Linked DNA regions of Homo sapiens: regions 1, 3, 4 and 5 are each linked to region 2. Evidence: chromatin loops called from intact Hi-C (ENCODE). Cell type or tissue: PC-9. All regions are shown on one strand.

Region 1 (5,000 bases), 1.0 Mb after region 2:
AGAAAAGCTTCCCGCAACCAAATGAATTACAGACACTCAGCAAAAGAAACTCTTTGCAAATGTGATTATTATAAGTGCCAGATCGAGTTCACACACTCACTTCTGGAATGACTGACAAATGTCATGACACAGGTTTTGGGTATTTTTTTTTTATTACAGAGTCATACATTTATATAGTAATGCGTTCATTTTTCCCTTCGAGTTGTTCATCTTGGATGCTGACATTTATTGGGTGATCCCACTAACATGTGGAGTAATGGAAAGATCTGGAGGCTCCACCACCCTCATGTTGTTTGCTGTTCACTAACCATGAGCAGGTGCTTGAACCTCAAGCACTCACTCTCCTCACTTTATCTTGTCTGAAAAATGGGCATAATAGGCCCTCTCCTAACTTCTTCCCAAGGTAATATTAAGGATCTATGTGGACATAAGAATTTTTTTTTTTTGAAGTGGAGTCTTTGTCGGTTGCCCAGGCTGGAGTGCAGTGGCTCAATCTTGGCTCACTGCAACCTTCACCTCCTGGGTTCAAGCAATTCTCCTGCCTCAGCCTCCTGAGTAGCTGGGACTGCAGGCACCCACCACCATGCACGGCTAATTTTTTTTGTATTTTTAGTAGAGCTGGGGCTTCACTGTGTTGGCCAGGCTGATCTTGAACTCCTGACATCAAGTGATCCACCCACCTCAGCCTCTGAAAGTGCTGGGATTGCAGATGTGAGGCACCTTGCCCGGCCTGAAAACATGTTATCAAATAAGATTAAAGTTTTAAATTTGTGAAATGAAATACTATTGTCAAATATTTCTCTAGCCTTTCTGCATTGTTTAGTTTAAATCTTTCTTGACTTTAGACTTTTGGTCATATTTTCATCATTCATTAGTGCCCCAGTGTTTAATTAAACAAATAAATCAAGGAAAACAAAACAAGTTTCCACAGATCTTTTGAAGACTATATTAATTTTAAGTTGTATTTATAATTCACAGTTTAAGTTATACCATTAATGATAAAGCTAAATTTTCTTTAGATTATTTCCTTTCTTAACCTTGATCATCTATTGGAATGTAAATAGTATTGAAGCTAGCTTTGAAATCCGGGCACCAAAATTAGCCAAAATGCAATGTCAGAGCATTTCCCCCTATTTTCTAAAGATAAGAACTTGTGGGCTCACGAGGTCTAGGAAGATGGGTGGAGAACCCCTTCTCTCACACATGCTATCCAGACATCACTATTCTAATCTGGTGTCAGGACACCCACAGAATGGTCCCCTCTGAGAAAAGCACTCAAGCAGGCCCTTCTAGTAACAGGGCTTCCAAGACCACCTCCCTGGTCTCCAGCCCTCACCCTCACACACTTTCTCTTTCCTGGTCCTGTCACCTCAGGGGGCAGAGCCAGCCCAAGACCTAAGTTTCTGTTTCTGGGGAAACTCTCAGCCCCACGACCTTGCACTACTTCAGAGTAACCACTACCCTCTTCAACTTCTAAAGACATATGACTCCCAAACTACCTCTCTTCCCTTTAATAACACCTATCCCATTGTATGGCCCAAAATACCCTAAACTAAGGTCTGAGCAGGTTTTAAAAACAAAAACAAAAGCAAGCATTACTTGTTAGGAAGCGACTCTTACAGAAGGGGGCTAGAAGGAGACGAGAGCAAGGAGTAAAACCAGCTTTTGTCCCATCAGCACCGAGGGGTGACAGATTAATCTGCTCTCCCCCCAAAAATGTGCAAAACCATTAATGCACAGATTCATCTTCATAGTGAGCTCCTTATACCTGCCTTTGCCTAGAACTAACCGGTGGTGAGATGGGTAATAGACACTGCTCAAGAAGGCATAAGCACTATTTTTGCTGTTACCTGGAATCTCCCAGGGCCGTGTTTGTGGCTGCTTCGTGAGGTCTGTCTCTGAAGCTGGACTTCCTTCCCTTCTTCATGCAGTCGCTATTCCTTGGGTTGGATCTGGCATGCCTCCTGGTTTTCTTTGTTTTTCTTCCCTCTAGTGTTTAAATCAGGTACAACATATCCAATCCTTCCTAGCATTAGGCAACTTGAATCATGAAACTAAAAATGCTAAACGTTATCTTTGCTATAATTCAGTTAATTTCTCATTTTAAGATGTCCCCAAACCTCAAGTGACTCATTTAGGAGGCAGGTCTGTTTGGATTGAGCAGAGAATTACTGTTTTATTTTAAAAGTCTACCTCTGGTTATATTATCTATCTTATGTCTAATTTCATTAATGATATTTTCTCTTTCACTGCAATTAAATTTAACCAAGGTTTGTTATTATATTTTCTTCAAAACTAGCTATTGAGGCTACTTGTCAACACTGCTCCTTTTATATTTAGGAATTCATAAATTTAAACATATATCTCAATTTTGGTAGAATTTTAGATTATTTTCAAATTTTCAGAGATGGATATTTAGTTTACATTTTTAAAAAGAATAAAGTCTAATAATAATAATAATGGTAATAACTTATCTCTGAGCTCAGCTTGGTGATAGCCTTTGAATCTTTATGTAAGCCACACACATAAAAGTCAGACAAGTAGATATTTACAGTTTTTAAAAATCTGTAACTCCTATGGTTTTCTTTGTTTATATATTCACTATAATAAGCATTTCTATTTCAATCACATTGTGGTAAAAAGTATGCAGTGTAAAAATGGGAAAACTTGGAACTTTTGAGGACTTACTCATGATCTAATGTCTTCTATGAATCACTTGTAATTTTTTAAAAAATTTGGTGATGGAAGGTTTTTATTCTATCAACAGGATCCAAAGGTTGATTCCTATTGGATCGACTGTATAATTTATATTATAGAAATATTTCAGGTCCTTGTTTATCTTTCATGAACTTGCATCCATAAGGACTATTACTTGGGAATTATTTTTTATTATTCCATTTTTGCTCATTTATTTTCATATATAATAAAAGTAATGAATGTTTATTTGGGGAGACCTGGTAGCTATTGAGAAATCCAAAAAATAAAATGAATTACCTGTAATATAAGAAGAAAAGTCAGCCATTCAGAAATTTGAGTATTCCCCTTCCCATCTTTTAATATCTATATGTATACACACATATATATGTTAATATATGAGAGATGGCCTTATGACATATAAAGTATATTTATTCTAAACAATAGCGAGTAAATTTCTTTTTCCGGTTTTTAATATTATTTAATTGGAAGGTCAAATAATATGAATATTTTGCAGCTCTTTAAATATATTGCCAAATTGCTTTCTAGGAAGATTGTATTGATTATACTTCCACATAATATATATAAAGTATCTATTTTCCCACATCTTTAATTCAACAGGATATTATAATTTTTAAAGCTTACTGACTTAATTGATAAAAATTGTCATTACCATTTTCATGGGCTTACTTTTGATGGATAGCGAGGTATATTTTTTTAATCTACTTACTGTGTGTTTTCATTTCTTCATATTTATAGAATAAATTTACTTTCCTTGTCACTTTTTCTATTAGGGTTTTCTTGATTTTTTAAAAATTTTTATTTATTTAAATTTTTTGAGATGGAGTTTGGCTCTTGTTGCCCAGACTGGAGTGCAATGGCACAATCTCGGCTCACTGCAACCTTTGCCTCCCAGGTTCAAGCTATTCTCCTGCCTCAGCCTCCTGAGTAGCTGGGATTACAGGCACCTGCCACCACGCCCAGCAAATTTTTTTGTATTTTTAATAGAGACAGGGTTTCACCATGTTGGCCAGGCTGGTCTCAAACTCCTGGCCTCAGGAGATCCACCTGCCTCAGCCTCCCAAAGTGTTGGGATTACCAGCATGAGCCACCACACCCGGCTGATTTTTCTTTTTTTTAATTGATTTATAGGTGCTCTTTGTATATCAAATATACTATGCCAAATATTAGCAGTGAAATCTATAAAGTCGAAGCAGTTAGAAGTATAGTCAAAAAGGGATCAAAATCACAACCACAGTGAATTACATGTACTCCATTCAGTCTTTAACATATCTTGTAGCCCAAAATAATGGGGTATGGTGGATTTGAAAAATAATAATAATAGAACTAATGAGTTTTATTTTTATTTTCTTGTTCTTTCTTCAGAAATATTAGTTATCTGTATACCAGATCTTTGTTGCCTGATAAAGAGCTATTTTTTTCTTGTTGGTTTTCATGTCTTTTCTTCTTCTTCATCTTTATTTTGAAAGAAACTTTCTACCTTGTTCTTTACCTCATTGTTTAAATTTCCTGCAGTTGATGACCGTCTGGGAAACGTCTAAATGTTTATAATTAGTTATGCCACTTTAGTGTCCTCAAGTTGTTGCCTTCCTTTTGTCCAATTCCTCTTTCTTCTCAGTTTGCTATCATATCTCTCTTTTTTTTTGAGAGGCAGTCTCACTGTGTTGCCCAGGCTGGAGTGCAATGGTGCGATCTCGGCTCACTGCAACCTCTGTCTCCCTGGCTCAAGCGATTATCTTGCCTCAGCCTCCATAGTAGCCTGGATTACAGGCGCCTACCACTATGCCTGGCTAAGTTTTGTATTTTTAGTAGAGATGGGGTTTCACCATGTTGGTCAGGCTGGTCTCAAACTCCTGACCTCAGGTAATCCACTTGCCTTGACCTCCCAAGTGCCGGGATTACAGGTGTGAGCCGCTGCACCCAGCCATCATCTTTTATGCCTTGACTGATAAAAACCATGTTTGATTTTACTGCCTTGAGATGGAAAGAAAATCTTCCCATTTAAAGTGTCTAGACCTAAACCTAAAAGTGTTTTTTCTTTCCTGTAGTAATTTCTATTTATTCCTCTATCTTTCTCATGCTAAGTTTCTCTCCTTTTATGTTGTATAATATTTTGATATTCTTTTTTGTGGTTGCTGTTGTTTATTCCCGAATAAAGTCAGCTCTATCTTTGCCTACTACTTGGCCAAAAGATAGCATGGTTCTGCCAGTGCTTTGTAGATTCTGTTAGATCATTTCTTACAGCAAGTTCGAGAACCAGATTATGCAAATTGTTATTACTAATC
Region 2 (5,000 bases):
TACTTCAGCTCATTTCACCTCAATTTTGTCCTTTAATTGGGCACCAGTCATACTTCCTACCTCATCATGCTGGCATTAGGATTAAATGAGATAATATGTAAAGAATACTCATATTAGTGTCTGGTACACTGTAAATACTCTACATCACCACTATCATCACCTAGAGCTCTATAAAATTGGGGTTTCTGTCTCCTCTCCATGTTATATGACATCTGAAGGTCAAAAAGAATAACTTGCCCAGTGTTGTCATGGGTCCTGATAGAACTGTTCTGGCCAAAGTAGGCTGGTGCTGTTCTTCATGGTAGAAAGCTGTCACTAGGCAATGTGTCCCTTCTCTCTATACGTGGCCAACTTTTTCTTTCAAGCTGACTCCAGCTTCAATCCAGCATCCAGTCCCACCCTCTGCAGGGAGGAGGGATGTTTTCTTGTATCCTTAAAGGTTAACTGGATGTGGGAAGGGGTAGCAGGAATGACGTCACTGTCTACAGGCAAATGAAGGTGCAGAGGGAAATAGAGAGACCATCTGCTGATGGCTGCAGAAAACTTAGATTCCTTTGGAAAGAAGGTGGGTGCTAAATCCCAGGTAAGTTGGAGGGGATTTATCATCTTATGATAAATAATTTAGTTTGGGTCTTAGTTCAAATCCTGGGAGATCAAGCTTGGTAACCTTTGCAATTTCTTCTAAATATAAGTTTCTAAGTCTGTGAATGATGACACGGTGCACCCAGGCTAGCATTCTCACAGGATGCCGTGGTGGACAGAGTATGAAAACCTCATCAGGAGTGGTGTTCTCATTGAGGCCAGTGGTTCCCAATTGGCTACCTGTGAACCTGCTGGCCTGGAAAGTTGATTTTCTCCATTTGTGACAAAATGCAAAAAATAAAGACAATTATATTTGCATTAGTTTGTAACATTTTTATAATAACCTATGGGTATAATGCAATTGAGGTGTAACTCTAAACTAGATCTGTGAAGAGAAATGAGTCCTGTAAATTGTTTTGAAATTCTTCCTTTCCACCAAATCCAGAAGCCTTAGAATTTCTAATGGGATCCAGCCTTCTACCTGGCAGAAATAGTACATGTGAGATCACTAGTCGTGCTGCCTGGCTCATTGGGAACAATCAGTCCTGCTCTGCCATTTACTAGTGTGTGGCCTCGAGTTATCTTACATCGTTGAGACTCAGTGGTTTAAAACTATAGTGGTTTATTTCTTATGTCATATGCCCATTGCAGGTTCCCATTGCTTCACATTGTCCTCTCTCAGAGACACAAGCTGGAGGAGCCCCCATTGCACCTCTTGGAATCTTGCCAGTTGTCACGCTAAGGAGAGGAGAACACAGTGGGACATGGGCAGGATTTTAAAAGTTTCCATCTGGAAGTGGGGCATACTATTCCCTGCACATTTTATGGCCATGGCCAATAATATGACCACATCTAACTTTAAGGAGGGCAGGAAGAGAAAGTCTTACGAAGAAGTAGCAGTAAGATCGAATGTACTATCATTCACCTCATATTCCATTTCATTTATTTTAGCTCAGCATTTTTACTGATTAAGATAAATTTACATGTTGATTCTGGTATGAATTTTATCAGCTGCCAAAAATTTCAACTCCATGGTTATTTCCCTAAAAACTTCTTGTAGCTTGATAGTGACCCCCCGATTGGTATGTTGTTAAACAGTTTTGAGTCCACTTAGCTGAATTTTCTCCATAAGGTGATCATGAGAAATGTTATCACTTTTTTTTTTTTTGCTAAAATCAAGATACATTATTGGTATATTTGGCCTTTGACTTGTCAATATAAGGACTCTATCAAAAAAGGAAATGAGGTGGGTCAGGATGAAGATTTGATATTCTGTAAGTTGGGAATAATATAAAATAAAAGCCTGGATTTTTAGCTTTCATTTAAACATAGAGGCAATATTATTTTAATCACTTTTGCTAATGTGACAGGGTAATACATTGGTTGGACTTTTTAGTTGAGTATTTGGGGGATCTTGCAGATGGTTGAAAAGCTGTCAGTAAAGTACCAGATCAGCTTTCGGAATCTACAGAAAAGACCCATTTCTCTGAGCGTGGTAACAGTAATAATAGTTAACACTTTCATGGCACTTAGTACATGGATGTTTTGGGACCAGGACATGCAAATCAATATGCTTTTTCCCCAGCATTAATCATGTTGCTCTGCCTATAAGCTAAGGTGCTGGAAGATTATAGTTTTCCTTTTTAGCCTGGAAAAAATGAAAGGATCTTGTATTGTCTCTGCCATAATATGCATTTTAAAGATTAAAGACTAAGAGAATACTTTTAGCAAGGAAAATTATCTGAAACATGCAGTAACCAGCATCCAGAAAATAAAACCACTTTTAATTATCCTATATTTCAAAATAATATGAAATACACAAACAAAGGGGTTGCTCAGGCAAAAGTACAATAAACTGAAATGTGATTTTAATTAACTCACAACCTTTTTACACTTCATCTTGCTTCATTTGTGTGTGTGTCTTGATGGAAGGCAATGAAGAGCACTATCCACTAGTCCAGGATTTAAGGTAAGAGAAGTTAGTTTCAGGAAAGAACGCAACTCCAGGGGCACAGAAACCACCTGAATGACGACACTAGTACCAGCAGAGGGTGCTGGCGTGGCACAAAATTAAGAATTTTCAAGAGGAAGAGGTCTTAGATTGAAAGACAGCAGGTGTGAGGAAAAATGTAATAACTCTATCCACTTGGAGGTCTGAATTCTCCGCTTGCAGATCTGTCTGGGGTTCAGTGATTTCCTGCAATGGCCACATGAATTTTAGGTATCTCCTGAAGCAGAAAAGTGTGACATTTGCTTCTGCGTTTGAACAGGACAGGGAGAAGCCGTGCAGTTTGCCTTCTGTTTCCACTGGAGGACTTTTAGCAATCCCTGGCGTCTGTGACACCTACAGCAGAAGTTCACATGGAGTCCTTACTTTAATTTTTTTAAAAAACAAAACAAGCTATTTTTGTGTTTACTAAAAAAAAAATTGGCCCAGACTGTCAATCCAGGGGAATCACATTTTCTTTTTTCATTTGGCCACCTTAAAAAGAAGGTAACAGGTACCTGGGAACCCACAGGTAATAGAGATTGTGAAAGGTCAGGTGGAGGAGACAAGGCTGGATGCGCTTTATTCAGCGGAGTGCAGCCTCCTTGGCGGTCGCAGCACCAGCCAGCCCAGCCAGGACGTGTAGAAGAGCCCGCCCCCCCCATCCCCTCCGAAGTAGGTCACAGCGAATGCTCCTTTTATGCAGAGTCCCCTGTTGCGATTCCTGCCGCTAGCAGCGCCTCTGCCAACCTGGGCTTTTGAACTGTTCTTTCGGGCGTTCTGGGCTGGGAGTCAATTGACCCACTGGATTCGAATCCAGACTTTCTGGGCCTCAGTTTCCCCCTAGGTTCAACGACAGGGGTGGACAGCCTTACACCAAGGCCTCTTCCCGGCCTCACACGGCGCGGCCAGACGTTCCTTAGTGGTGCGGCAAGGCCCCGCGCTCTGGAAAGGGCCGGCGAGAATGAGACAGCTGGGTCAGCACCAAGGACAAGGGCCCCGGGTCCGCCTGGCGGAGGCGAGGTCACTTCCAGGCGAACCCGGCTGCTGAGCAAGCGTCGGGCGCAGGGTTCCGTGGCCGGGCGGGAGGGCTTGGGGTGCCGGGAGAAGCGCTGTGGGAAGGGGAGCAGTCCCGGGGGATGAGGCAAGGCCGGGCCCCGCGGCGGTCTCGCAGATTCTGCGCCAAGAGGCCAAAGGTGGCTGCTGCGAGCGCGCCGCCCCTCCCTTGAGGCGCCCTGCCGCCTCCCGCGCCCTGCCCTGCCCGGGCCTTGGGGCGCACTCGGTGCTCCCGGCTCTGGAAGCCCCTCAAAGCCCCGCTTCCCTCACTCGTGGACCTCTCCAGCCCCTTTCCTGCCCCAGCGTCGCCTGGCTCCCTGTACCAGGGCTGCTTCTGGACACACCCGTGACTTCGACCCACTCCTGGGGGATGGGGTCCCGCATCGTCTTCCTGCAACCCCCATCCCAACTCCCTGCGGGGAAAGAGGCCCCACTCCCCGATGCTCCAGAGCCGGGGCCGCCAGGCGCCCCGCCCCCCGCTCGCCCCGCCCCGCCCCGCCCCGCAGGCCCCGCCCGCCGTTGCCCGGGGAACCGCGGATCCCGCAGCTGCAGGAGGCGCCCGGCCCGGCGGAGCAGCCCTAGCCGCCACCGTCGCTCTCGCAGCTCTCGTCGCCACTGCCACCGCCGCCGCCGTCACTGCGTCCTGGCTCCGGCTCCCGCGCCCTCCCGGCCGGCCATGCAGCCCCGCCGCGCCCAGGCGCCCGGTGCGCAGCTGCTGCCCGCGCTGGCCCTGCTGCTGCTGCTGCTCGGAGCGGGGCCCCGAGGCAGCTCCCTGGCCAACCCGGTGCCCGCCGCGCCCCTGTCTGCGCCCGGGCCGTGCGCCGCGCAGCCCTGCCGGAATGGGGGTGTGTGCACCTCGCGCCCTGAGCCGGACCCGCAGCACCCGGCCCCCGCCGGCGAGCCTGGCTACAGCTGCACCTGCCCCGCCGGGATCTCCGGCGCCAACTGCCAGGTGAGTGGAAGCGGCGGGCGCGGTGCGGGGCGCTGGTCCGGGACCAGCAGCCTCTTCCCGCCGGCCCTGCTGCTGCTGCCCGACAATGGGCACGCCTGACACAGGCTTTCCCACTTTGGGAAGAAGATGGATCCAGTCTCTTGGCCCGCGTGGACGCGGACCCCCGGGCCGACCCTGATTCCCTTACCCGCCCTGGTTCCCGGGCGGGGCCAGCCGGGCTCTCGGGGTGTGCCGCTCCGGGGCTCGGCACTTCTCGCGCGGGGCTCTAGACGCTCCGGTTGGCCACTGAGTGGCGCGCCCCTCCAGGCCGGGCCGAGCCAAGAACCACTTGAGCGGTGCCCGCCTTGGCAGCGCGGAGGAGCCGGCTCCGAGCGTCCCCGGCGAGGTGTTCAATGTCCAGGTGGTCCACGCTCCACGTCCGGC
Region 3 (5,000 bases), 280 kb after region 2:
TTTTATGTTTTATTCAAAATATATTTTAAAAGATAAGCAACATAAATTACCTTCAGAGCAAATTTTCGGCAAGATAATTAGGAATGCAAAAAGCTAATTCACAAATGTCTAGTATATGATAGTCAATTTGAAACACACTTAATCTTTACAAAACTATAATATTATTTTTAATATTACCTACTGGTCTGTATGTTACTCAAAATCTTAATCTTGGTGCTGTATTAAATACTTCTAATATCTTCCATTTTCTGACATTCCTTTCTGCAAAAATATTATTCCTGTGGGTTAAGGAAGCTAGATCAGAGATGTGGGAAAAATTGCCCTCACGAATTTGAATATGAACTTGTTTATCCTCATTCCGCTTAGGCATGTGTGACTCCTAGTCATACAGTGAGGAACTAGAACACATTGTGCCACAGCTATATCCTTATTACTTTCCCTCATTCTGGCCTTTCTTTTCCAATACGTCATTTGTTGTCACTTTGGGATTCCTTTGTGTTACTTTTTTCCCTTATGTAAACCTCGAGAGGAGGGTAGCTTCCTTTAGTCCATGTGCCGATGGCTGGTAGATCATTTGACTATATGTTTCACTGTTGGTTTATTTATATGCCCATAGCTGGTACATGTTCTGACCATATGTTTTGCGGTTGGATTAGTTAAACGCGCTTAGGAGATGCCATGGCTGTTAAAATACAAAACCGGCTGGGCACGGTGGCTCACGCCTGTAATCCCAGCACTTTGGGAGGCCAAGGCGGACGGATCACATAGTCAGGAGTTCGAGACCAGCCTGACCAACATGGTGAAACCCTGTCTCTCCTAAAATTACAAAAATTAGTCAGGTACGGTGGCAGGCACCTGTAATCCCAGCTACTCAGGAGGCTAAGGCAGGAGAATTGTTTGAACTCAGGAGACGGAAGTTGCAGTGACCCTAGATTGCGCCTTTGCACTCCAGCCTGGGCGACAGAGTGAAACTCCATCTCAAAACAACAACAACAACAACAACAACAAAACACAAAAAATCCCATAACCACACTATATGTAGCATTTTCCTTGGACAACCCCTACCATTTCCCCGCATTTGTGAGAGTCAGAGATTGTGGGAGACGTTGTATACTTTTCTATTCTATAGCTTAGTGGCTCTCAAACTTGAGTGCTCATCAGAACCATGTTAGAGGGTTTAAGTCATGGAGTTCTGGGCCCTACCCTTAGAGTCCCTGAATCAGCGGGTCTTGAGTGTGACCTGAGAACACGCATTTCTAACTAGTTCCCAGGTGGTGTTGATGCTGCTGGTCTGGGGACTGCACTGAGACCCAAGTGTGATGAGTGCGGATACCTCAAATGAATGTCTATTAGTAACTAAGAGGTCAACTAAACCAAATTTAACCAATTGATTGTGAAATAAATTAAAAGGAAATAAACATTTTAAAACTCTTCTATACTTTTATACCGTTTAAAATTTCTCTTTGTTAGTATGCATACTTGTGTAAAAGTAATTATCTAGGTTTTATTTTCTCTTCAAAGTGCCATAATAGAGTCTTAGTCTTTGATTTTCCCCCCTCCCACCCATTTGTTGCCTTTGCTGGCCCCAGCACCCATCTTTGTGCATCCCATAATGAAAAACTTCTGGAATGTGAGGGTGTATGTCTACCTTTGCTTTTCTAAACTTTCTTATCATCTTCCTCACCTCAATTATAAACCAGCCATTTTTATGTGTTTATAAACATGCTAGATAATCAATTGAGGGTATGGGATTATTTTATTAAAATGCTTTTCTTACTGTTTATATGTAAACACACATAGCACAATAATCTTTAACTCAAATTATAAAATATTATTTTGTCATTATACTTAGTATTTAATCTTGGTGCTTTAATCATGGTATTACAAACATTTGCATTAAAAATATTTTAAATAAAAAGTAAGAAAAATAGGCCACTTTACAATGGATAATTTAAACTGTAGACACCATATGTTTATAGAGGACATATTGGTGAATTTGCAAGCTGTAGAGAAATATTTGAATGTTATGTTTTATTATTAAAGGGAATGGGATTTCTTCTTTAAATATAACCTGGCAGATTCATTTGCATCCCTCTGTGCCATCTATTTCCTTTTGTAAAAGACATCTTTTTTTTCTTTTTTTTTAATTATTATTATACTTTAAGTTTTAGGGTACATGTGCACAATGTGCAGGTTAGTTACATATGTATACATGTGCCATGCTGATGTGCTGCACCCATTAACTCGTCATTTAGCATTAGGTATATCTCCTAATGCTATCCCTCCCCCCTCCCCACACTTATCTTTTTAGTCCTCCTCTTTTGTTAAACTCCTGAGTAACTTTTTTTTTTTCCTTTTTCACTTGCCTAGATAATAAGTAGAATCCACCCTCTAGTGGCCAAAAGCAACATTAAAAAAAAAAGTCATAAGACATAGCTAAAACATTGTGAAGAGATTGATTTTTCTCAGTGTGACTAGTTTGTAACCTAGTCCTGAAGCCAATTCCAAGAGAAAGCTTTCAGAAATGTTTAGATCAACATGGCTAGAAAGATTCCCCAGATGATGGACAAGTTTAAAGTCAAAGGCCTTTAGACACTGTTTCCGTTAAAGCAGGTTCACTGCCAATTTCTCCTGGCTTCCAGTGTCCTTCATAAGCACAGTCACAAGTGAGCTGTCGTCTTCCATATAGTCCCAGATTTTCTTAAATGTTTTTGAGGGAGAATGCTCATTTTTAAGGAGATAACTCCAGATAGTGGTCGTTTGGTTTTTACTGTATATTTAAGAACTGTTTCCTTTCCAAATATAAATTAATTATGATTTACACTCAGTACATCTACAGAAGTTACAGAATTTTTAACATCTTCAAAGATTTTCTTTTCTGCATATTAAAAAGTATAATTCTTCTTTTAAAAAACAATTTCTTTACTAGCAGTGCGTTTATTATAATGTCTGTTCCCTGCATCTCAGAAAATCTCCTCTAATAAGTCTAGTCTTTTCCCTTTATAGACTATAGGAAATGTTCTTATCTCTCCACTAAAAAAATATTTTAAAAAGTTAGGGTTTTTCTAATATTATCTGTTTTCCTTACTGCCAATCAAGGGTTAGACATAAAGAATGGTCATCATTTCCCTTGTAATCGGTGACATAATTTAGAGTTGTGTTACTACAAATAAAATACCCATAAAACATGTGTATTAGTCAGGGTTCTCTACAGGGACAGAATTAATGGAATATATATATATATATATATTTACTAAGTATTAAGTCACACGATCACAAGGTCACATAATAGGCCATCTGCAGGCTGAGGAGCAAAGAGAGCCAGTCCGAGTTCCAAAACTGAAGAACTTGTAGTCTGATGTTCGAGGGCAGGAAGCATCCAGCACGGGAGAAAGATGTAGGCTGGGAGGCTAGGTCACAGTCTCTCTTTTCACATTTTTCTGCCTGCTTATATTCTAGTCATGCTAGCAGCTGATTAGCTGGTGCCCACTCAGATTAAGGGTGGATCTGCCTTTCCCAGCCCACTGACTCAAATGTTAATCTCCTTTGGCAACAGACTCACAGACACAGCTAGAATCAATACTTTGTATCCTTCAATCCAATCAAGTTGACACTCAGTATTAACCATCAGTTAATCAGTATTAACCATCACAGCATGGATGATATTACCCGCTTATATCACACAATAACATATCTCTGTTAATGGAAAATTAGAAAACATGAATATACATATTTAAATTAATAAAAGAATCCCTTAACAAAACAATTGTCAATTTTGGAAGATGTTTTTCCAAGCCTTTTAATGCATGTTTGTGCAAAACAGGCACTGGTAAAGAAAAGAACTCTTCTGTATTTATGTATGCAAAGGTTATTTGGCCCTCTGATTCTATTTTTCTAGCAAATTCAATTTACCCAGTTTGATCAAGCATCTTCTATATTCCTCAACCTGTGTGCTAAGGAAATGAGAGGAGAACAGCCTGTTGTTAAAGAGAAAATGCAGAGTTTGGAATCAAATATTGAGCAGTGAATCGAAGTTTTACTGCCAAGCAGGAAACCAGATCCAGCCCCGAGGTTAATCTCAGGGGATGGGGCTATGAAAAGGAAAAAGGGTAGGTTTTAAAAAGCCAAACATAAACAGGCTGTTTCGTATTGGAAAAATTTAGATCTTCAAGTTCCTGGGTGGTGAAATCTGGGCTAATCAGCCAGGCACCATGTCAGTGCTGAGCTGGTGCTATTGTGCTTCTCTAGTAAGCGGTCTTTGCTGACCATGTGAAACTATGGCTCAGGGTAATGGCGTCCTTCAGGGCTATGGTGCTTAGGGCCTTTGCTGTGTCTGCAAGGTGGGCACCTATTTCAGAAGTACGGCACCCAGGTTGTCTTTTAAAATCACGTTTGCCTCACAGGCCAGGTGACCACACATCACATCATGATGTGCTTACGCCAGGCATTGTGCTTAATGCTTCCCTTGTGTTACCACCTCACGGACAATGCCAGGCCCGTGTCCTCCTAAGGGAGAGGCAGAAACTCCTCCTTTTATAAGTATCCTCTGTTGCCACAAGTGCCCATGAATGGCCTTAATGGAAGATGTGACACACTGGCACTGAGCTGCAACTGTATGCCTGATGGTCCAGTGCTCCCCATCTAGAAACACTCTCAATACTGAGTTACAAAAAGTACTTAATAAAAAGAAAATAGCATCAAATACATTTTATTTTAATAAGGGAAGCAAGAATATGTATTTCACTTGGGAAGCAAGAATCCTGCTGTGTCCCATTGTCTCTCAAACTCTCACATTGTACCCCCAGCCCCCATATGCTCCACCATCTTGGTGACCCTCCAAGGGCAGTGCTCAAGGTCATTACGCCAGTTGGAGACATCACTCTGCAGGGGCCCACAACATTTCTGGCAGCGACCTTGCTGTCTGCCCAGTGTAATTCCATCATGTTCTGGACCAGTTTTTCTTTCTCTCTATTTTATCTTTTTGGCTTTTTCTCTTTCTA
Region 4 (5,000 bases), 580 kb after region 2:
TCTCCTGAGGTTGTGGTCAAGCTGTTGGCTGGGGCATTGGTCTCATCAGAAGGCTCAACTGAAGGAGACTCCATTTCTAACCTCGTTCAGGTGATTGTTGGTGGGACCCAATTCCTTTCAGGTTGTTGGACTGATGGTTTCAGCTTCTTGCTGCCTGTTGGCCAGAGATTTCTCAGTTCCTTACCACAAAAGCCTTTCCTGGAGCAACTCAAAACGTGGCAGTTGGCTTTCATCTGAGCAAGCAAGTGAGACAGCAAGAGTGAGTGAGCAAGACAGACAACAGAGTTTTTTTGTAACCTAAACTTAGAAGTGGCATCTTAGAAGCAAGTCATAACCAAATCCATCTTATACTCAAGGCAAGAGTAAAAAGGCGTGGATTTTAGGTGGTGAGCCACCCTAACATTGTCAGAAGCCATCTTAGAAACTGCCTACTATGTTTACTGACCATGTTTTCAGACCTCATTCCATTAATTAATCAACAAGCACAAATTGAGCATGTTGCTAATAATCTGAGTTCTGCATGTCACATGATTGCTCTTCTCCCCTCTTAAACATGGCCTGTCCTTAGCTTCAAGTCTTTTTTTCTGCCCCCAGGTTCCTTCTGGACATGACATGTTTTTATGCCGTGCATCACTCCCCATCCACACATCCCTCAGTCCAGCGCTGTTTTGGATAACTGGATGTACTGAACAGTGGTTTTTCTATAGCCTCAGGTTTTACTGTAATTTTATCTGAACCTTTCTATACAATACTTTGCATCAGTGCCACCCAGGGAGAATGCTACTGTTTTCATACAATAGTCTATCTGGGTGTACATTTGCAGACCCCATAGCTCTCACTTCACAGCTATGATGTATCATTGTTTTTCTGTAAGTGTAATTCTGTCTCTATGAATTTGCCTATTCTGGATATGTCATACATATGGAATTATGCAATTTATGGCCTCATGAGTTTGGCTTTTTTCACTTAGCATAATACTTTCAAGGTTTCTCACTTTACTTTTACATGCCATTTCACGAATGCATGCTAGTCACAGGAAGAATTGAAAGACGATAACTTGAAGCATATGCCCCCTGAATGGTGGACAAGAGCATTGTCATCTCTGCGGGGGAACAAACCACGTGAACGATGCAAAACCCAAGAGAAAAGCAAGTGGAGGCTTTGCCAGTCAAGTTCATTTCTAGATTAGCCTCTACTGAGACAAGACCCTTCCACTTCTTCCCTCCATCATTCCCTCCTTCCTTTCTCACATCTTTCCCTCCTCTTCTCTTTCCCATCTCCTCTTATTTTTGCCTTCTCTCTCTTATTTTCTCCTCTTCTTTATTCCCCATCTTCGTTTTTCTTCTTTGTTTCTTCATTCTCTCTTATGTTCCCTTTGTGTGAGGGCAGAACTAAAATAGGTTAGTACATAAAATTTCTATTTGTGGGGATTTATCCCACGGACATAGTAAAAGTAATATACATTAACCTGTGATCAGGTGAAAAGTTCAATATATTGACATAAGAGATCAGCTAAAATAAGTATGGCATATCTCTTGGAAAGAATACTATATAGTCATTAAATCATGCTTAATACTGCCACATGACTCTAAGATTTTAATAAATCAAATAGTATTACATGTACTCTGCATTCATCTTTATGCCAAAAAAAAATAAGGTGATACCCTTGAAGTTAGAACAGTTATTATCATAGTATGGGACCATTCCTGGTGGCTTTTATTTTTCTTTGTACTTTTTTTAGCTTCAACATTTTTCAACAATGTTCACGCTTTAACTTTTGGAATCAGATAACAACAGTGGCCAGGTGTGGTGGCTCATGCCTGTAATCCCAGCACTTTGGGAGGCCAAGGTGGGCGGATCATGAGGTCAGGAGTTCGAGACCAGCCTGGCCCGCATAGTGAAACCCTGTCTCTACTAAAAATACAAAAAAAAAAAAGCCAGGAGTGGTGACAGGCGCCTGTAGCCCCAGCTACTTGGGAGGCCGAGGCAGGAGAATTGCTTGAGCCTGGGAGGCAGAAGTTGCAGTGAGCCAAAATCACACCACACCACTGCACTCCAGCCTGGGTGACAGTGCAAGACTCTGTCTCAAAAAAAAAAAAAAAAAAAAACACAGGTAGTAAACATTGTTATTGAAAGAATGCTAGTGGAATAGTTCAGTCTTTGGCAATGAAGCCAGAGATCGGCCTTTAGTATAAAGGAAGATCATTAGGTGACTGATGGTTCTCAAATGGGATGATTTTGTCCCCACGCAGGGGACATCTGGCAATGTCTGGAGGTACTTTTGGTTGTCACACTAGGGAAGTGATACTAGCTTCTAGTGGACAGAGGCCAGGGCTGCTGCTCAGCATTTTAAAATTTTTACAATGTATCCTTCTCTCCCTAGTTAAGAATTATCCAACTCAGGGAGGTGGGAGGGATAGCATTAGGAGATATACCTAATGCTAAATGATGAGTTAGTGGGTGCAACACACCAACATGGCACATGTATACATATGTAACAAACCTGCACGTTGTGCACATGTACCCTAAAACTTAAAGTATAATAATAATTAAAAAAAGAAAAAAAAAAGAATTGTCCAGCTCAAATGTCAATAATTCTGAGATTGAAAAACCTGCTCATTGGCTGGTTTAAATATTTTAAGTTATCTCATTGGCTCATATCAATGGAAGAGGTCAAATCAGTTGAGTTGTCGATATTGGGCATGAAGAATTAATTTACTTTCAGGTAACCTGTAACAATATGCTGACCTAATTATCGAAGGATTTGAGATGAAATCAAACTTCTGTACTCTTACATCTGCAATTCACATAGTTTTCATCTGGGTTGTGTATCTCAAAGGGAAGAAGCCAGGCAATAAATTTGAGGTTAGTCTGTTGATACTAATTTAGGTCACAGAATTCCGTGGAAGAAATTGGTAAAGGTGATTGCCGTAGGAGGACTACTCAAGTCACAGGGAATGAAGAGAGTTCTGGCTGAGGGAATAGTGCCACCTACTGAATTGTGTTTGTGTTTTCTACAGGTTCTAATTTATGCAGGCTTATGCCTGGAAGTGTTACTTTCCTTTATTGATCTTGCACATCTCCTTAAGTAGTCACTGCCAGAACTTTAAACAATATTTAGTTATTATCGGATCAAGGTGTAATTAGAAACAGCTGTGAACAATTGCATACCATCCAGCTCCTGAAGTAGCAAACTAAATTGTACTTGGCCTTGGATTGATTAATACAGATTGTGTCTAGCAATCAAAATAAATCCGTCTCCAGGTAGAGTGCCAGGAGCCATCTTACCAAGATAACACAGAAAGATTAAAAATGCATGAAATGCACCATTTCCTAATGTCGCCAGGTTAAAAAAAAATTAAAGCACAAAGCATTGGCTACAACAAAATTGTCAACATTTTTATCCTTTTTCAAAATTTCAGCCTTGATCTTTACTTTGTGTATTTATGAAAGCATATTTAGAATTCTCTCATCTTTCGCCTAAGTATTTAAAAAAAATCTCTACAGTGCAGTGCATACATTGTAATATACCTATTTAATAATGACAGCATTTTTAGTTAATTTGAAAAATCATTTGGAATTACATATTGAATTGGGTGGGTCAGATAATTTGTTACCATGGTGAATCTCTTCATTGGAATTAAAGAGTTTGTCTCATAAAATTATATGCCTCTGTGTAATATGTTAATTAATGCTCCTAATCAAACATTTAATTACATAATGAGCCTGGATTAATTTGTAACCTGAATCTAAAAGCTAATTCATATAAAATTCAAAATAGTATGTATGAGAGAGAAACTAAGAATTTCTAGCACTTGAAACTTTGTTTTGAAGTTCTAGCAATCCAAGCCGGTAATAAGCAGAAGGACTTCTGGCCAGTTTCAAGGCCAGAAAAGCCGGCAGTGATAGTGACACCGAAAGCTGGATCTCTCATGTTCTTATGCTGAATCATGTGGTTCGAAAGGCAGTTTTATAATGTCGACTGTTTTCTCTGGGATCGTGATAGCCCATCCTGTAAGTACAAAGGAGCCAGAGCTTGAAGGGGACCCCTTCTTCCTGATGTCACACATGGAACATAGATGGTTGTGGTCCTCAGAAGCTCATTGGAGCCATGACCCCAAGGAGATAGAACAAGGCTTTGTCTATTAATTCTTTATCCCCTGAGATAATAAGTGTATCCTTCCTTTCTTATAGCCAATTTTAAGCCTTCCATCTCCCAGAAGTGAGCAGTCTATATACCTTTAAAAGGAGATGGTTCTACCACGTGCCATCATCTGGAGTCCCTGGAAACAAAGAAGTGAATATTCAAGAAACCAGATGCGAGAACTATAAAGATTGTTACTGTCTACATTGCTCTTTTCTAAGATAGCTTAATCCTGCTCTAGAGAGGGTTTGCTCCCAGACAGAAGGATGATAGTACTAGATCATAACTAATCTTCTGCCCACCCTCATGTCACTGTTGTTTAACAATGACTGATATTGAGATAAATGAATATTTAGCACATCTTTCCACCGAGACGGAGTCTTGTTGCATTTTTCACAAAACAAACGCTTTTAAGAAGTGAACGTTGCTTGGCTGATCTTCATCATTTATTCAAGCTGAAATCTTGGTTTTTAATTTACAAATAGGATTAATTACTGAAATTCGTATCTAGTGTGAATATTTGATGATGACTTTTGGAACAATGGACATTTTGCCTAAGCTATGAAATTAATTATTAATACTTCTAAACTTTAGCCAAAATGGTGATTTTCACATGTGGAGATTCTTTACTCTTTTCACATGACTTTGTTCTCATAGAAAAATGTGGCTGGCCATGGTGGCTCACACTTGTAATCCCAGCACTTCGGGAGGCTGAGATGGGTGGATCACCTGAGGTCAGAAGTTTGACACCTGCCTGGCCAATGTGGTAAAACCCCATCTCTACTAAAAATACAAAAATTAGCCAGGTGTGGTGGCACATGCCTGTAGTCCCAGCTACTTGGGAGGCTGAGGCAGG
Region 5 (5,000 bases), 370 kb after region 2:
AAAGTATCCTTCACATAACCCTGTATGATAATTGGCTACTTAAGATTCATGCATATGGGCTGCGTATCATGCATGTACTTAAAATTATGGGATAGAGGCAGCTTGCAAGTGCATGGAGGCCGAAGTAACTAAACAACACACCTCTCAATCAAAAGGCAGACACTGGCTAGAGATTAGGCAGCCTTGGGAAGAGAAGAAAAAAACACGTAAAAAGACTCAAACTTCACCAAACTGACGCTGATCTCATCTCACAGAGGCCAGTCCATTCTCCTGCCCTGAAAGTGTAATACTGTGCTTAATGAACTTCTGTTGCTTTGCTTTGCTATCTGTTTGTCTCGTCCAATTCTTTATTCGGGACACCAAGAGCCTAGAACTGCGTGGCACCCTCCGTTAACAGTGGGTGCACAGAGAAGCTCCTTCTGAGTCTTAGGTCAGAAGATGAAGAATGAGAATTAGCTCTGAGCTTTGTGTGCAGGGTGTGTGGGAAGAAGGCACTTTCAGAAAGATAGCCAAGCTTTTCATACCAACTCAGGCTTCCTGTGGTTGAAGGGTGGAGGCAGTTTGAAAATTACTCTTTTCACTTTACAGATGGGATGATTGGAGCCCAGGAAGAATGAGAGATGACTCTCCCCGGGTTAGTGGGACATCAGTGCTATGAAGAAACAGAAGATGGGATCACATAGCTGGAAGCACTTGCAGCACGTTTCCTGGCCCATTGTTCACACTCAACACATAAGAACTCATTCTTATTCCTAAAGAGCCCTGGTCTCCATTGGCCATGCAGTGGTCAGCCATGTGCTCAGAAGACAGAGCTGGAATGTAGACAGAAAAAAATGGGCCTCGGAAGAGATGAGTAACTCTGCTTGTTTACCACTTCAACATGTTAGCACAACTCAAGTTACAGAGACTCGTGAGTGCTTCAGCTCTGAATTCAGGGGATTAAGGGAAGAAAGCTTTCGGCGCAGGATAATATTCACTCGGAAAGGCTTCTGTTCCTCTGTCAGGTAGCAAGGGACATGACTCATGCATTTTGTCTTTTATAGGAGTCTTACGGTGTGCTATAAATGGATTTACTTTAATTCTCAAATAGTCTCAGAGGCTAGTGATGATAAATAATTACGTAGTTGAATGTGAACTGTGATCCAAACAGCTTTAAATGTAGAATTAACTCTACATTTAGTGGGTAAACCTGAGGCACTAGGGGGTTAAGCTGATGGTTGATGTACAAGTGGGTCGTTTGCTTTTCAAGGCCTTATTTTCAGGGTTCAGCAGAGTGAAACTTTCTTGAAAGGCTGCGACTGGTTGGATCGCCTCCATCAGGATGGGTATGGCCATGCCATTCCTCAGGTATTTCCCTTGAAGGCAATCACCATTTCACAATGACAGGACCAATTTCCAGCTGTTTTCTTCCAAGGCAGACTCATCCCCAGAAGCATTGCTCCCAAGGCATAACTAGCTTTTCTTCCAGCCCCTTCTGTTTTGTTTAGATGCTTGCTCTACTAGATTGTATGGCCTTTCTGGGTGGAAACTCCACCTTCATTCTTGCCCCACTCACCAGAGGCATCCATGATTTGTTGAGTGATTGACTTCCACACTGTTTCCTATCCTTCTCCCCACCCAATCACATCTGAGTGATTAAGAAGCATCAGTGAACTCTTTCCAGTCCCAACACACTCCCTTACCCAATTCCTTTATTTCCATTATTCCGAATGAATGTGTCTGTATCATATCAGAATTTCCCAAGCTTGCCCGATTGTGGGAATCACTGCCATGCTGTGAAAGTGACAGGTTCCAAGACTTTGCTTACTGGAGACTCTGATTCAACCAACAACTGTTCTGTGCTTGCTTTGGGCTAAGTTTTGAGCCATGTCCTAACAGTTCAGGGTGAATAGATTGATTCAGGTGGATTGTCTTTAAGGAACTGAAGTTGAGGAGGGAGTTCATTGGAGGCTTTGGGTATCTGATGGTAGGAAGTGGGAAGACGGTGTAGAAGGCAAAAGAGCCAGACACCACTTGCCATGTGCCCAGGGCTGAGCTGGATCCATGAACAGGACATTCAGGCCAGCTCAGAGTAGGAAGGCTCTGATCTTGAGGGAGAAGGTAATAAAACAAATAATTGCTGATTAATTCTGTTCCCACCCTGACTATTGTCCATAAAGCCTATCCATCAATTTGCCTGCTGTCAAACCATTGGCACAACAATTTAAGAATCTGAATCCAAGAATCCAACAATTGGGGCTGTGTACTCGCAGGGACTTGGGCCCTTGCTGCATTTCCAAGAGTTCTCTCCCTCTTGCAGTGAGCTCACAAGTGCGCAAGTCTAGGCTCAAAATAGAGCAGTTTTGCAAAACAAAATAGAGAAGTTTTACAGCACAGTTGCACATTTAAATCTAGTTGTGACTGAAAATAACCCAAATCTAGCTCCTAGAGGATGCCAGAACTTATCTATTAATTGTACATTTATTTGTATTAAGAATAGATCTTTCTGTGCAAAATGCTCTCAGACTGAAATAACTAATTTCAGATTCCTCTGGGAAATCAGGGGAAACAAGGCTGCTTACCTGGGTTTGCCTCTTTCAGACTTTCGGGGCGCCCTCCAGTGGCTGGGAGCTGGCTGACCGAGGAGGACCTGAGGATTTGGTGTGGGATCTGCCAGTCAGGTTTGCCTCCAGATTCTGCTTCCCTTGGCTTCTCTTGAGCTTTGCACTGGACATGGGTTCGTTTCTAAGCTATTCATTAACTAAAAAGGGCTGGGAGCCATTGCTCTCTCATCTTGCCTTTGCTGCACAGAGAGAAGCAACTTTTTGGCTCTTGCTTCCACAAGAAAGTCTTCTCCTTCCTAAATAGCAGGGATGCAGTGATGAGGATGGACATGTGCTGTGCTCACTCAGATGGATTTCCCAGCTCCCAACTGCATCCTCAGAGAACTGCCCAGCACAGAGGTGACCCCTGGGGCATCATTTTGCTCTTCTTGGGCAGCAAGCTCTAACTTGTATAAATCATCATATTCTTCAGGGATTTGCCCTTCTGCCTTCAGGTTTATATTATTAAACTATGCTCCTATTTTTACAAAAGGCCTCCTTCTCCAAAGTCAAGACATACAGACCATTTATCACCATGCACAGATCTTGAAATTCCTTTGAAGACCTTGGTAAGGGCTCCAATCCCATACTTATCCCTTGTGTCCTTCCAGTGGCATTCTGGTTGTTTGTGCAACTGTTTCCAATAGAGGTCTTTAGGGGCTATTGATCAATAAAAGTCTACTCTGACTGGCTTATCTAAAGTTGCGACACACACACACATGCACACACACATCTCCCACTAAACTATAAGCTGTGATAAGGGAGAGTTCTTCTTTTATTCATATCTGTGTTCCTAGGGCTTGGATTTCAGATAGGCACAAAGTAGGTTCTCAATGAACATTTGTTGAATGAATAAATAAGTGAATGAATGCCACATAGCAAGCTATCAGATAGTTTCTCTCTAACCTTTTCATCATGTGTTTAACATTCACGATTGGACATTCAAGGGATTTCTTCTTTCTTTCTTTCTTGCTTGCTTGCTTGCTTTCCTTTCCTTTCTTTTTTTTTTTTTTTTTTTTTGAGACAGAGTCTCACTCTGTCACCCAGGCTGGTGGGCAATGGCATGATCCCGGCTCACTGCAACCTCCGCCTTCCAGATTCAAGCAATTCTCCTGTCTCAGCCTTCTGAATAGCTGGGATTACAGGTACCCGCCACCACACCTGGCTAATTTTTTTTTTTTTTTTTTTTTGAGACGGAGTCTCACCGTGTCACCCAAGCTGGAGTGCAGTGGCACCATCTCGGCTCACTGCAAGCTCCACCTCCCGGGTTCATGCCATTTTCCTGCCTCAGCCTCCTGAGTAGCTGGGACTACAGGCACCCACCACCACACCCGGCTAATTTTGTGTGTGTGTGTATTTTTAGTAGAGATGAGGTTTCACCATGTTGGCCAGGCTGGTCTTGAACTCCTGACCTCAAGTGATCTGCCTGCCTCAGCTTCCCAAAGTGCTGGGATTACAGGTGTGAGCCACCGTGCCTGGCCTGGACATTCAAGAGATTTCTAACTTTTCACTTTTATCAGGAAAACTCTAATGATCCTCTCTCTACATAACCTGGGCCAGTTTCACTGAGGCTTTCCTCTGGCCAGCTCACTGGATGTGCCTCGCCAGGTGAGTGTACGAAGACTCTTGGGATGCAGTTATTTTTGGTACTCCTGACATTGTGGTCTTTCCACGCTTTCTGTCTCCCCAGATGTCAGACATGTCTTTTTGTCTTGCTGCAGGCACCATCCTCTCCAGCAGGCCTTCCTGCCTTCCTAAATACCTTCTTTGAGGTTTGTGAACTGAGATTTTTGAAGGTAGAGTTTCATCTTCAATTGCCTAGCATAGGGTCCAGAATGCATCAGAACGTAACAGGAGCTCAAGAAATGTTTGGTGAGTGAATCAGTTATGTAGCGAGTGGAGCAGGGGTGAATTTGTATCCATGGGAGCTGGGCCCCTGTCCCACTGGCCCTCCAGGCTGGCCTGGTGCTGTTCCTGCTGCTCCTGGTGACCATATGGTGTCCTCGCCACAGAGGTCTTGTGGGTGTACTGCTGCCACATGAGTCATGGTGGCCTCTGAGAGCTGCACTGGGAGCTCAGGCAGCCCCATGAAATGGGCTTTTTGCTCCAGGAAGGATTTTGTGGCTTCCAAAGTTCAGAGGGGACTTCAGTGAAGAAAAGTAATTTCATAGTCTTAACTTCAGAAGCAACCAATGCCTTCAAGAGTTTTTCTGGGCTGTAATCGATCATGTTTGGAGCAAGACCACAGGGCCGTCTTGGCAAAGGCCATCTGGAACTCAGGGAGTGGGAAAGCAAGGGCTAATTGGTTGTGTGTGTGTCTGGTGGGAGGCTGGAATCTCTGACACTCATGGAGAATGGGGGTGGCAAGGCCGCTGGCTGGCTCCCTGGGCTGGGAGTCTGGGACACCAGGCAGGAGGA

Evidence for each region. Peaks named below come from ENCODE experiments on the same cell type or tissue, not always from the same donor. Only the 100,000 strongest peaks of a DNase experiment are listed, where the experiment ranks them.
Region 1: it touches region 2 in a loop (6-fold over the local background); 5 of 110 quality-filtered maps call a loop at or near these places.
Region 3: a loop joins it to region 2, with 15 times the contacts of the local background. A loop is called at or near these places in 22 of 110 quality-filtered maps.
Region 4: a loop joins it to region 2, with 24 times the contacts of the local background. A loop is called at or near these places in 11 of 110 quality-filtered maps.
Region 5: it touches region 2 in a loop (5-fold over the local background); 6 of 110 quality-filtered maps call a loop at or near these places.

Annotation. Positions count from the first base shown.
Region 1 is chr2:228,678,582-228,683,581 of GRCh38, reverse strand. No RefSeq gene overlaps it. Among named protein-coding and RNA genes, the nearest start is that of LINC01807, 70 kb to the right of the region's middle. In PC-9, CTCF peaks have their summits at 1,739 and 1,944 (motif pointing left); no DNase peak of the experiment used is centred here.
Region 2 is chr2:229,713,725-229,718,724 of GRCh38, reverse strand. It overlaps DNER (delta/notch like EGF repeat containing), which reads left to right and starts at 4,170. Exons shown (of 13, transcript NM_139072.4): 1 at 4,170-4,577. The coding sequence starts at 4,302. RefSeq lists enhancers at 2,714-3,487, 3,488-4,262 and silencers at 4,100-4,159, 4,230-4,339. In PC-9, CTCF peaks have their summits at 2,427, 2,626 (motif pointing right) and 4,864; no DNase peak of the experiment used is centred here; H3K4me3 peaks cover 1,574 bases; H3K27me3 peaks cover 42 bases.
Region 3 is chr2:229,428,938-229,433,937 of GRCh38, reverse strand. All of the region lies in intron 8 of DNER (delta/notch like EGF repeat containing), which reads left to right. Among named protein-coding and RNA genes, the nearest start is that of PID1, 160 kb to the right of the region's middle. In PC-9, a CTCF peak has its summit at 2,404 (motif pointing left); a DNase peak (open chromatin) is centred at 2,377.
Region 4 is chr2:229,131,340-229,136,339 of GRCh38, reverse strand. All of the region lies in intron 2 of PID1 (phosphotyrosine interaction domain containing 1), which reads left to right. Among named protein-coding and RNA genes, the nearest start is that of PID1, 140 kb to the left of the region's middle. In PC-9, a CTCF peak has its summit at 2,996 (motif pointing left); no DNase peak of the experiment used is centred here.
Region 5 is chr2:229,340,187-229,345,186 of GRCh38, reverse strand. No RefSeq gene overlaps it. Among named protein-coding and RNA genes, the nearest start is that of PID1, 71 kb to the right of the region's middle. In PC-9, a CTCF peak has its summit at 2,592 (motif pointing left); no DNase peak of the experiment used is centred here.